Linked DNA regions of Homo sapiens: region 1 is linked to region 2. Evidence: read pairs that join two places in POLR2A ChIA-PET (ENCODE). Cell type or tissue: Caco-2. All regions are shown on one strand. Each heading gives the region's core, and the rest is flanking DNA. Links, peaks and the distances in the headings are about the cores only. Region 1 has its middle 11 kb from the start of CRTAC1. Region 2 overlaps GOLGA7B-DT (GOLGA7B divergent transcript).

Evidence for each region. Peaks named below come from ENCODE experiments on the same cell type or tissue, not always from the same donor. Only the 100,000 strongest peaks of a DNase experiment are listed, where the experiment ranks them.
Region 1: POLR2A ChIA-PET joins it to region 2 with 7 read pairs; 2 of 35 experiments call an interaction of 5 or more read pairs at or near these places.

Annotation. Positions count from the first base shown.
Region 1 is chr10:98,038,860-98,044,230 of GRCh38, reverse strand. No RefSeq gene overlaps it. Among named protein-coding and RNA genes, the nearest start is that of CRTAC1, 11 kb to the right of the region's middle. In Caco-2, for the core only: a CTCF peak has its summit at 2,591 (motif pointing right); a DNase peak (open chromatin) is centred at 2,570.
Region 2 is chr10:97,837,439-97,842,809 of GRCh38, reverse strand. The region is part of intron 1 of GOLGA7B-DT (GOLGA7B divergent transcript); the gene reads left to right. LOC107984260 (a long non-coding RNA gene) reads right to left here. Exons shown (of 3, transcript XR_001747563.2): 2 at 1,876-1,985; 3 at 1,378-1,410. Among named protein-coding and RNA genes, the nearest start is that of GOLGA7B-DT, 9.7 kb to the left of the region's middle. RefSeq lists enhancers at 294-1,236, 1,737-2,936. In Caco-2, for the core only: no CTCF peak of the experiment used is centred there; a DNase peak (open chromatin) is centred at 2,429.

The DNA of each region.
Region 1 (5,371 bases), core at 152-5,151, 200 kb before region 2:
CTTCAATGAATACTGTGTGGCATAATTACAGAATCATTCAGTGTCCTGTGGGGTCAGCCTACAACGCAAGTTCTACTGCTCATTACTTACATCAAGGGCAGCTTTCACCCCCGAGCTGCCTAACTGGGAGCCAGAAGATAGTGTTGAAATAAACCAGGAAATCCGACAACCCAGCTGACATCTCTCTTTCCCAGTCACTGTGTGGATCAAAGTCATGCTCCATAGAAGGTGAGTGCTACTTCTAGGAATCAGATATTCTGGAGCAGCAGGTACAGGTGGTTTTCAAGTGGCCAGATGCCTTGTGGCAAAGTAGAAAGTGTGCTGGCTTGAGTGTCATGGTCCAGCTATGTGACTTTAGACATGTCACTTAGCCTCCTATTTTTTTTTTCCTCATAGGCAAAATAGAGACTATGCTAGCAGGGCTGCTATGAAGAAGTGATGCCACTGTGCTCAGTTCAGTGCCTGACTGAGAGAAGGAACTCGATAAACTTTAGCCTCCTTTCCTCCAGACCTTCCTCCTGCTTCTACTCCCAAATAAAGGGCTAGAGCATCAGAACTGCAGGGAATGTGAAAGATCATCCAGCTCAGTTTTATCTTTCCAGATTAAGTAGGGACATACAGTGGGAAAGTGGCGGCCCAGATGAGAGGCCAGGTTGCCCAGTTCCTCACCCGGTGGTCACCCTGGCACCACTCTGCCACCACATCACAGTCATGGCACTGTCAGCTCAGAGCTAAATTCTCCTGGCATTATTTAACTGGGATTGTGGCTGTCTTCATTCTCTGAAATTACGTCAACTAAGCTTTAATGACCATTAGCTACTGTGGTTTTTCCTTTCTGAGGCCGCTCATGTCTTTGGCTAGGAACTCATCTCTGTAAGCATTTGTACTCTGCTCCTGTTTTCAGCAGATCTTAAATATTGTGCCTGGGTCTGAGCTTCTCCTTACAAGTGCAGGATTCTAAATTCAAATTCACGAGCCAGTGTCTGTTTTCTGGAGCACATCCAAGTGTGGGTGAGTGAGAACGGGCAGTTTATAATCCTGAGATGCTAATCTACCTTGCCAGGTTCTGAATGTGGTGGAGGAAGTAATAAACTTGGAAAACAGAATAGGTTCCAGGCCTGAATGACCAATTAAACCTCTTTTTAAATGGCCAAGAGCAATATCTATAAGATACAAGCTAATTACAAGAATTAACAACAACCACTACCAAAAAAACCCAGACTCTTCAGCTATATCAAATACCAAGGACCAGAAATGCAAGCCATCTTATATTTGTAATATCTATATTCCTAGCTCTGGCCTCCCTTCACCTCTGGTCCTGGATACAAAGAGGTGGGGTCCAAAGAAGAAGGAGGCAAGGATGATACCAACAATGGGAGGAATGAGAAGGCCCCTGAGTTGTTAGTAGATGGATAAAATACCAGTCATGGGACCTTTTCTCTCCTGTCGCCTTCCTTCTGATCGTTCATCCAGTACACATTTATGGAGCAACTACTAGGCAAGCAGTAGGGTAGGCACTGAGACTCAGCATGGAGCTGACCTTCCCAGTGGGGAATACAGAAAACAGACAAGCAAACAAACAAGATACTTTCAGAGAATGCTAAGCCCTCAGAAGGACATGCAGATAGGTAATGGGATAGTGAGGAACTGGGTTTGGGCAGGGACAACTTAGATGGATGGTTGGAATGGCATCTTTGAGGATGTGACCCATATGAGCTGAGATCTGTAGGACGAGTAACCAGCCACAGGCAAATCTGGGAGAACGTTCCAGACAGAGGGCACAGAAAGTGCAAAGAAGACCACTTGCTGTGCCTTCTGCCTGGAACATTCTCCTTGTGTGAGAGCCCAAAGAAGAGAGGGATGGTCGGAGTGGCTGCGGCTCAGTGAGCAGGACTGGGGGATGGGCCATGGCCTGATGGGGTAAGGCTGGGGAGGTAAGATAAGGAGTAGTTAAGTAGAAGCAGGACCTAGAGTCAGAGAAATCTGGATTTGAAGCCCAGCTTAAAGAGTTATAGACCGGGCACGGTGGCTCACACCTGGAATCCCAGCACTTTGGGAGGCCAAGACAGGCAGATCACTTGAGGTCAAGAGTTCAAGGCCAGCCTGGCCAGTGTGGTGAAACCCTGTCTCTACTAAAAACCAAAAATTTGCCAGATGTGGTGGTGCGTGCCTGTAATCCCAGCTACTTGGGAGGCTGAGGCACAAAAATCACTTAAACCTGGGAGGCAGAGGTTGCAGTGAGCCAAGATCTCGCCACTGCATTCCAGCTTGGGCAACAGAGAGAGATTCCATCTCAAAAAAATAAAAATAAAAATAAAAAAATAATTATTAACAGTGTGACCTTGAACTGGTTACTTTGCCTCTGAGCCTCAGCTTCCTCATCTTTGAAATGGAGCCAAAGAGAATAGGACCAACCTCACTTGGTTAATGCAAAGAATAAATGAGAGGGAGCCCTTTAAAGTACTTAGCAGAGCACCTGGCACACAGTCAGTGGCCATAAACTCCAACGTCTACTCTTCCAGACTCACCACTGACACCCAAGGCCACTGATCGCAGGCTGGGGTCAATTTCAGTCACCACCACCAAGAAAGCCACCAGGTGGCGGTCTTTCAAGCTTTTCTGGCTTAAGCGTGGTCAAGACTGTTTGAGCTTGTTTTCACCCAGTAGGAAAGTGCAAAAACAAATCCTCCAAAGACTAGGTGGGTATAGGGCCACTGGAAACATACAGGGAATATTTTCCGGCTTCAGCAACAAAATGTAGTGAAAAGAACACCAGCTAAGAGGCAGACCTGGGTTCCCGTGTCCACTTTGCCTGTAGATGAATTGAGCTTGGTAATAATGCATTTGAGCCTTGTGGTCTAGATTTCCCCATCAACCTACACCATGGTATTGCTGTGAGGCCCCGAGGAGGCACTACATGCAGAATGGCTGAAGAATACCTTTCTAGAGTGTGCTTGAGTGACAGTCCCAGCTTTGCCACTTACTTGCTGTTTACTTACCCTGAGCTTTTTCACCTATAAAATGGGCATAAGAACAGAATCACAGGCTTGTTAGGACGATGAAAACAGTTAAGCACTTGAACAGCTCTGAGCACCTGAACGTACAGTCTCAGTGTGTGCTGCCATTATCTGTAAAGTGCCATTAGGCAGATTGGCTGTGACCACAGGCTGCCCTGGCTTTGGTTGAGGTGGCTGCTGGGAAGCTGCAGAGAAAGAAGGTGAATGTTTGACTGAGGATGAAGATGAGACAACTACGAATAAGCAGAGAGGGGGGAGTTCCACTTGCAGATGGGGAGTGAAGGTGCACAGTAACCAAGGAAGTGTCTCCTGCCCCCACAGTGCCTTGGCAAGGAAGCTCACAGGATGTGGGAAGAAGGGGCATCACTTGGTAGCCACGTCTCCAGCCCATTTCTATTCCTTCTGTCTCTCTCACTCTCTCCCTCTCTCTTTCCACCCCCTCTCTTTTTGAGACAGGGTCTCACTCTGTTGCCCAGGCTGGAGTGCAGCGGCATGATCATGGCTCACCACAGCCTGGACCTCCTGGGCTCAAGCAATCCTCCCACCTCAACCTCCCAAGTAGCTGGGACCACAGGCATGCACCATCACCCTGGATAACTGTGTGTGTGTGTGTGTGTGTGTGTGTGTGTGTGTGTGTAGAGATGGGGGTCTTCCTATGTTGCCCAGGCTAGTCTCAAACTCCTGGGCTCAAGCAATCCTCCTACCTCTTCCTCTCAAAGCAAGTAAGTGGCAAAGCTGGGACTATCACTCAAGCATACTCTAGACAGGTATTCTCCAGCCATTCCACATGCAGTGCCTCATCTGGGCCTCACAGCAATACCGTGCTGGGATTACAGTCACGAGCCACCTTGCCCGGCCCTATTCCTTACCTCTTTCAGCACAATGTGGGCGCCAATTTCCTGCTGTATGGTAAGCTCCTTGAAGGCAGAGGTTGTATTTATCTTTGTTTTCCCACCAGCCTAACACAGAGCCCACACCTAACAAGCCCTGGACAAATGCTTGTTGGTGAGCAATCCATTCTGGGCTACCCAGTGCACTGATCACATCTCAGATAACCTAGGGCTCTGCACTGAGCTGTGACTCCACCAGCTCAGCCACGGGATTGGATGCTCTGCCTGTGACCTGAGGATGTTAGTTACTCTGTGCCAATGCCCTTACCTATAAACGTGTGCAGACCGTGTCCTAATCACAGGCAGGAGAAAAGGCACAGGCACCAGCTGGCTTTCCTGGGTTTCCCATTTTCCTGTGACCTGCCCCTCCTGCCTGGAAATCTCTCAGGAGGATGGCACATGGTGGTGAGTGCTGTGTAATTGCTTAATGGCAGGAATGGGTGTAGGAGGAATTGCAGAGATATGGGAAGGGCAGCAGGCATGACAGAAAGGCACAGCTTGCCAAGAAAGACACCGCATACCTAGCTCTGCTTTGCCCCATGAGAACTTTGGGAGGTGGTGGGAGTCACCGCGTCTTTCTATTTCCTCTTCTCCACAATACGGGAAATACAAATACCCACTTCTTTGTCAAAAAGGGCACAGTGCCTGGCACACAGAAAGTGCTTAAATGCTTGTTGAATATATCAATAAGATGTTGTGTGAAACAATGCTTTGTAAATACTAAAGCAGCACTGTTAAAACTTTTTACTAAAGTACTCTAAGCGCAAAAGAAAAGGTTACACGTATCCCCACAAGGTTGGGGGAGGCTGAAAATCTCACCCAACAGGAAGCCTGGAAGATCTTTTCAAGGCTCACACTTTGTTTAAAATATGCTCACACAGTTTTGCATTCAGCTCCATGATATATGCAGATTTATTCAAATCATAATTAGATATTTTTATTTCTTTTCGTTTTTTTTTTTTTGTTTTTTTTTTGAGTCGGAATCTTACTCTGTCACCCAGGCTGGAGTGCAGTGGCACAATCTCGGCTCACTGTAACCTCCGCTTCCTGGGTTCAAGCAATTCTCCTGCCTCGGCCTCCCAAACAGCTGGGACTACAGGCATGCACCGCCGTGCCCGGCTACTTTTTTGTATTTTTAGTAGAGATGGGGTTTCACCATGTTGGCCAGGCTAGTCTTGAACTCCTGACCTCAGGTGATCCGCCCACCTTGACCTCCCAAAGTGCTGGGATTACAGGTGTGAGCAACCACGGCTGGCCAGATATTTTTATTTCTTACCAGTTAAATTACCTACCACTCTTCCTCTTTCTCCCCACCCCGGCAAAGGGGGTCGTCTAGTAAAAGAGGATCTTCCAGGAAGCAGGAAGATGTGGCACTTCTCTCTGGGGTATTTTGTGTTCCCAGAATACTTCCAGCATTCTTGTTTAACAAGCATTGTGAAAGACTTCTCTTCAGATTTAGTTATT
Region 2 (5,371 bases), core at 198-5,197:
CTACTAGGAAGTATGTGGTAGGAAACGGCATCCCTGGAGTCAGATGACATAGGTTTCAACCTCTGGCTCTCCTATTTACTATGTAATCATTAGCAAGTCTCAATCTCTCTGAGCCTCTGATTTCTGATCTGTAAAATGGTGGCAATAATTCTCCCTTCCCAGATAGAATTCATCCAAATATTAGAGGCTTTCTTTTTTTTTTATGGTTATGAAAACAAATTTATTGTTAAAATTACTATTTTTAAAATTCTGTTCTACTGTGAGTTTTAACATTTCTGTTCCCATTAAAACATTTTTTTAAAAAAAGTTAGTTTTAGATTGCAATTTGGCTTAATTTTATTTTATTTATTTATTTTTTTTTTTAATTGATCATTCTTGGGTGTTTCTCGCAGAGGGGGATTTGGCAGGGTCATAGGACAATAGTAGAGGGAAGGTCAGCAGATAAACAACTGAACAAAGGTCTCTGGTTTTCCTAGGCAGAGTGTTTGTGTCCCTGGGTACTTGAGATTAGGGAGTGGTGATGACTCTTAACGAGCATGCTGCCTTCAAGCATCTGTTAAACAAAGCACATCTTGCACCGCCCTTAATCCATTTAACCCTGAGTGGACACAGCACATGTTTCAGAGAGCACAGGGTTGGGGGTAAGGTCATAGATCAACAGGATCCCAAGGCAGAAGAATTTTTCTTAGTACAGAACAAAATGAAAAGTCTCCCATGTCTACTTCTTTCTACACAGACACAGCAACCATCCGATTTCTCAATCTTTTCCCCACCTTTCCCCCTTTTCTATTCCACAAAACCGCCATTGCCATCATGGCCCGTTCTCAATGAGCTACTGGGCACACCTCCCAGACGGGGTGGCGGCCGGGCAGAGGGGCTCCTCACTTCCCAGTAGGGGCGGCCGGGCAGAGGCGCCCCTCACCTCCCGGACGGGGCGGCTGGCCGGGCGGGGGGCTGACCCCCCCCACCTCCCTCCCGGACGGGGCGGCTGGCCTGGCGGGGGCTGACCCCCACCTCCCTCCCGGAAGGGGTGTGGGCGGAGACGCTCCTCACTTCCCAGACGGGGTGTCAGCCGGGCGGAGGGGCTCCTCACTTCTCAGACGGGGCAGCTGCCGGGCGGAGGGGCTCCTCACTTCTCAGACGGGGCAGTTGCCAGGCGGAGGGTCTCCTCACTTCTCAGACGGGGCGGCCGGGCAGAGACGCTCCTCACTTCCTAGATGGGATGGCGGCCGGGAAGAGGCGCTCCTCACTTCCTAGGTGGGATGGCGGCCGGGCAGAGAGGCTCCTCACTTTCCAGACTGGGCAGCCAGGCAGAGGGGCTCCTCACATCCCAGACGATGGGCGGCCAGGCAGAGACGCTCCTCACTTCCCAGACGGAGTGGCGGCCGGGCAGAGGCTGCAATCTCGGCACTGTGGGGGGCCAAGGCAGGCGGCTGGGAGGTGGAGGCTGCAGGGAGCCGAGATCACGCCACTGCACTCCAGCCTGGGCACCATTGAGCACTGAGTTAACGAGACTCTGTCTGCAATCCCGGCACCTCAGGAGGCCGAGGCTGGCGGATCACTCGTGGTTAGGAGCTGGAGACCAGCCCGGCCAACACAGCGAAACCCCGTCTCCACCAAAAAAATACGAAAACCAGTCAGGCGTGGCGGCGCGCGCCTGCAATCGCAGGCACTCGGCAGGCTGAGGCAGGAGAATCAGGCAGGGAGGCTGCAGTGAGCCGAGATGGCGGCAGTACAGTCCAGCTTCGGCTCGGCGTGAGAGGGAGACCGTGGAAAGAGAGGGAGAGGGGAGACCGTGGAAAGGGGAGAGGGCGAGGGAGAGGGAGAGGGAGAGGGAGAGGGAGAGGGCTATTAGAGGCTTTCTCTAGATGTTACCTGACTTTTCCAAATCTTGTCTTTCAAGAGGAAAACAGGAAAAGATTTATGGTGATGCCTTGAGAGAGATCTTCCCACACTGACATTTCTTCCAGGCCCAGTGGGATTTCCTAAAGCATAGAAGAGATATCGGCAAACATGCTTCATTTCACTCGGCAAGTAGTTAATTAGGCACCCACTGTATGCCTCAGAGAGATGACCATGGGATGTTTCCAACCCCCTAAGGACACAAAATATAATCAAGTGATGGCCAGGGTCTGTGATAAGTGCTAAGGTGGAGACAGATTCTCCACAGTTGGGGGCCCAGAAAGGTCTTACTAACTACGTGGCATTTGAGCTTGGCCTTCAGGGATTAGTGTCAGATCCCCAGACACCAGATGAAAAACAGTGTGCAAAGGCAAGGATGCATGAAAGGTGCCTGGAAACACAAAACCTCTGGAACCTCAAATTCAAGAAAGCAGCTGCCAGGCAGACACAGCAACAACTGCAGAGGCCCCAGAAACATGAATGGAGTGGACCTGCCCTAAAAATAGAACAAGGGCAGGCTGACTATGACACATGTTTGGAAGTGGAGTCACTAGGAGGTGACTAAGCGAAAGGGGAGTTGCCTCCCTCCCTCCCTTTCCTAACTTCATTCATAGTCTCTCTCTCTCTCTCTCTCTCTCTCTCTCTCTCTCTCTCTCTCTTCCCCATCTCCAGGAAGTGGAGTGGGAGGCAAGGTTCTATAAGTAGATTCTATAAGCAGATTCACAGCTGCACAGGAGAGACTGCAGATACTGAGATGACATTGGGGAATTATTGGCCAAAATGTTTACCTGTTGTTACAATAGCCACTGTGCTGGAGGCCAGACAGAATGCCCACCGGACCTTTGTTCTAACAGTGGCTCCAGAGGCCCTCTGAAGTAGCAATCAGGAATGACCTACTGCAAGGTCTCACTTTTACACCGAGCAAACTGGCAGCAAACTCACCAATCATTTCAAACCATAGCCAACTGGGGGCAGATTGCAAGGCTTCTGGCTAAATTAAGGAAATTATTTCAGGAAGTAAATAGACATGAGCACAAAGGGTAACAGGTGCTTATAAAGCATCATTAATTACGAGAGCCAAAAGGGATCATAGAGTTCGAACCAATTTTAGTTGCAGAACCCTTTGTTCAAAGTCTCGCATGAAAGTCAGATACATAAAACAAATAAAAGAAAGTGGATTTGGAGGAAATGCGGCAGAACTTGCTTGCTCTACCACCCTCCACTCCCTGCAGAAGTCCCAAAGGCACCTCCCATCACCGTGGACCCCCTCAAGGGCTCAGCAGATTTTTTTCTAATCATTAAAGTAACACATGCCTATGATTTTAAAAACCCAAACATACAGCAAGACTTATTTTAAAAAGGCAAGAGTCCCCCACCAGCTCTGTCCTGAGCCTTCCCACTCTGTCTTCTTTCCTCTAGAAGAAATGACTTTTCACTCTTTTCGTGGTTTCTGTTTTAAATTCTTCTGATAATGATCTTTACTTTCTAATGATATACCTGTACTTTTTTTTTTTTTTTTTTTTTTTTTTTGAGACAGAGTCTCGCTCTGTCGCCCAGGCTGGAGTGCTGTGGTGTGATCTTGGCTCACTGCAACCTCCACCTCCTGGGTTCAAGTGATTCCCCTGCCTCAGCCTCCCTAGTAGCTGGGATTACAGGTGTGTGCCACCAAGCCTGGCTAATTTTTGTATTTTTATTAGAGACAGAGTTTCACCATGTTGGCCAGGCTGGTCTCGAACTCCTGACCTAAAGTGATCCGCCTGCCTCGGCTTCCCAAAGTGCTGTGATTACAAGTGTGAGCCACCACGCCTGACCTATATACCGGTACTTCTATGATTTATTCACTTTAGAAACTGTCCTGTTTTCTTCAGTGACAGAAGAGAACTTGGGTCACACCGCTGCCCTCCCCTCCCAATATAGTTATGTCACTATTTAAACTTAATTTTTATCAAAGTAATACATGCAATTAGTTTAAAATTCCAACCAGGGACAAAGGCTTATGCGGGCAGTAAAACACAGAAGTTGTGTCCTATCTCTTCCTTCCCTCCCGTCCTTCCCAATCCTCCTTCCCACTCAGGTAGGTTGGCTTATGGAAAACAGAACTCTCTGTTTAGTCCCCCTTCTAATCCTTTTCTGTAGCACTCATCACCTTTTCTAGAAAACTGTATAATTTACTTATTATGTCTTCTGTTTGTCTTGCCTGCTAAATTGCAAGCTTGGGTAAGGATCTTTGCTATGTTCACTGATGTATCCCAAATGCCTAGAATAATGTCTGGTTCAATAAATATTTGTTGAATTGATTAAAGCAGAGTTCTCTGGAAAGGGAGCTTCTTTGAGATACTGTTAGAATCAATCATTTTATATCTGATTTGTTCTGTGGGAGGGCGTATAAATGAAAATTTTATTTTGTAGATGATACAAATTTCTAGACAATAGGTGTGGTGCCATAATAGATAAAGACTTCAGTTCAGACCCACTTATTGGCTTTCCATGTTTGGACAAATTGGTCCAATTACCTTGGAAAGAAAGTAGCTATTTGCTTAGCTTGGTAGAGACTGGGAAGGACATGAATGATGAGGAAATGGCCTTTGCCAACCTCACTCTCCCAAGGTCAGTTGCTGCTGTGGAAAGGAGAACCAGAGGTCCCAGGGGTAACTGGGCCACCAGAGGCCCCAGAGCCAGAAGCTCTTAGCCACAGGCTAGGACTGAGCATCTCCTATGTTCCAGGTACTGTTCTGGGCACTGGCGGGAAGGAGAGAACACCATTCTCACCACACCGATGCCCAGCACTATCAGTCCCATGTTGCAGACGCATCTTGAAGTCCATCAGGGCCAGGAAGCCTTTCTTGAACCATCCCACTCCCAAACACAGGACTTTCTAGACATCTCTCTCATGGTTTCTATCCTACCATGCTTTGCCTGGTAAACTCCTTAGAGGTTTTGGAATTCCTGACCATTGCCCAGGTCACAGGGCAAGTTCCGGCAATTGGAACATTTCCATAGTCTTCCGAGTTCTAGCAGCCATTTCACCATTCCCTGCCTCCACGTCATCTATTCCTCCTGCTGGGCTCCTGATACTCCCCTGGACCTAAAGTTATCTTGGCTAAAAAGTGCTGGGGTCAGGCGCGGTGGCTCACGCCTATAATCCCAGCACTTTGGGAGGCCGAGGCAGACGGATCACTTGAGGCTAAGGGTCCAGACTAGCCTGGCCAACATGGTGAAACCCCATCTCTATAAAAAATACAAAAAGTAGCCGGGTGTGGTGGTGTGCACGTGTAGTCCCAGCTACTCAGGAGGCTGAGGCAGGAGAATCACTTGAACCCAGGAAGGGGAGGTTGCAGTGAGCTGAGATCGTGCCACTGCACTCCAGCCTGGGTGAAAAAGCGAGACTCCACCTCAAAAAAAAAAAAAAAAAAAAAAAGTGCCATCCCTCCTCACCAAGACTACAACACCCAGGACTCCTCTCTCTCCT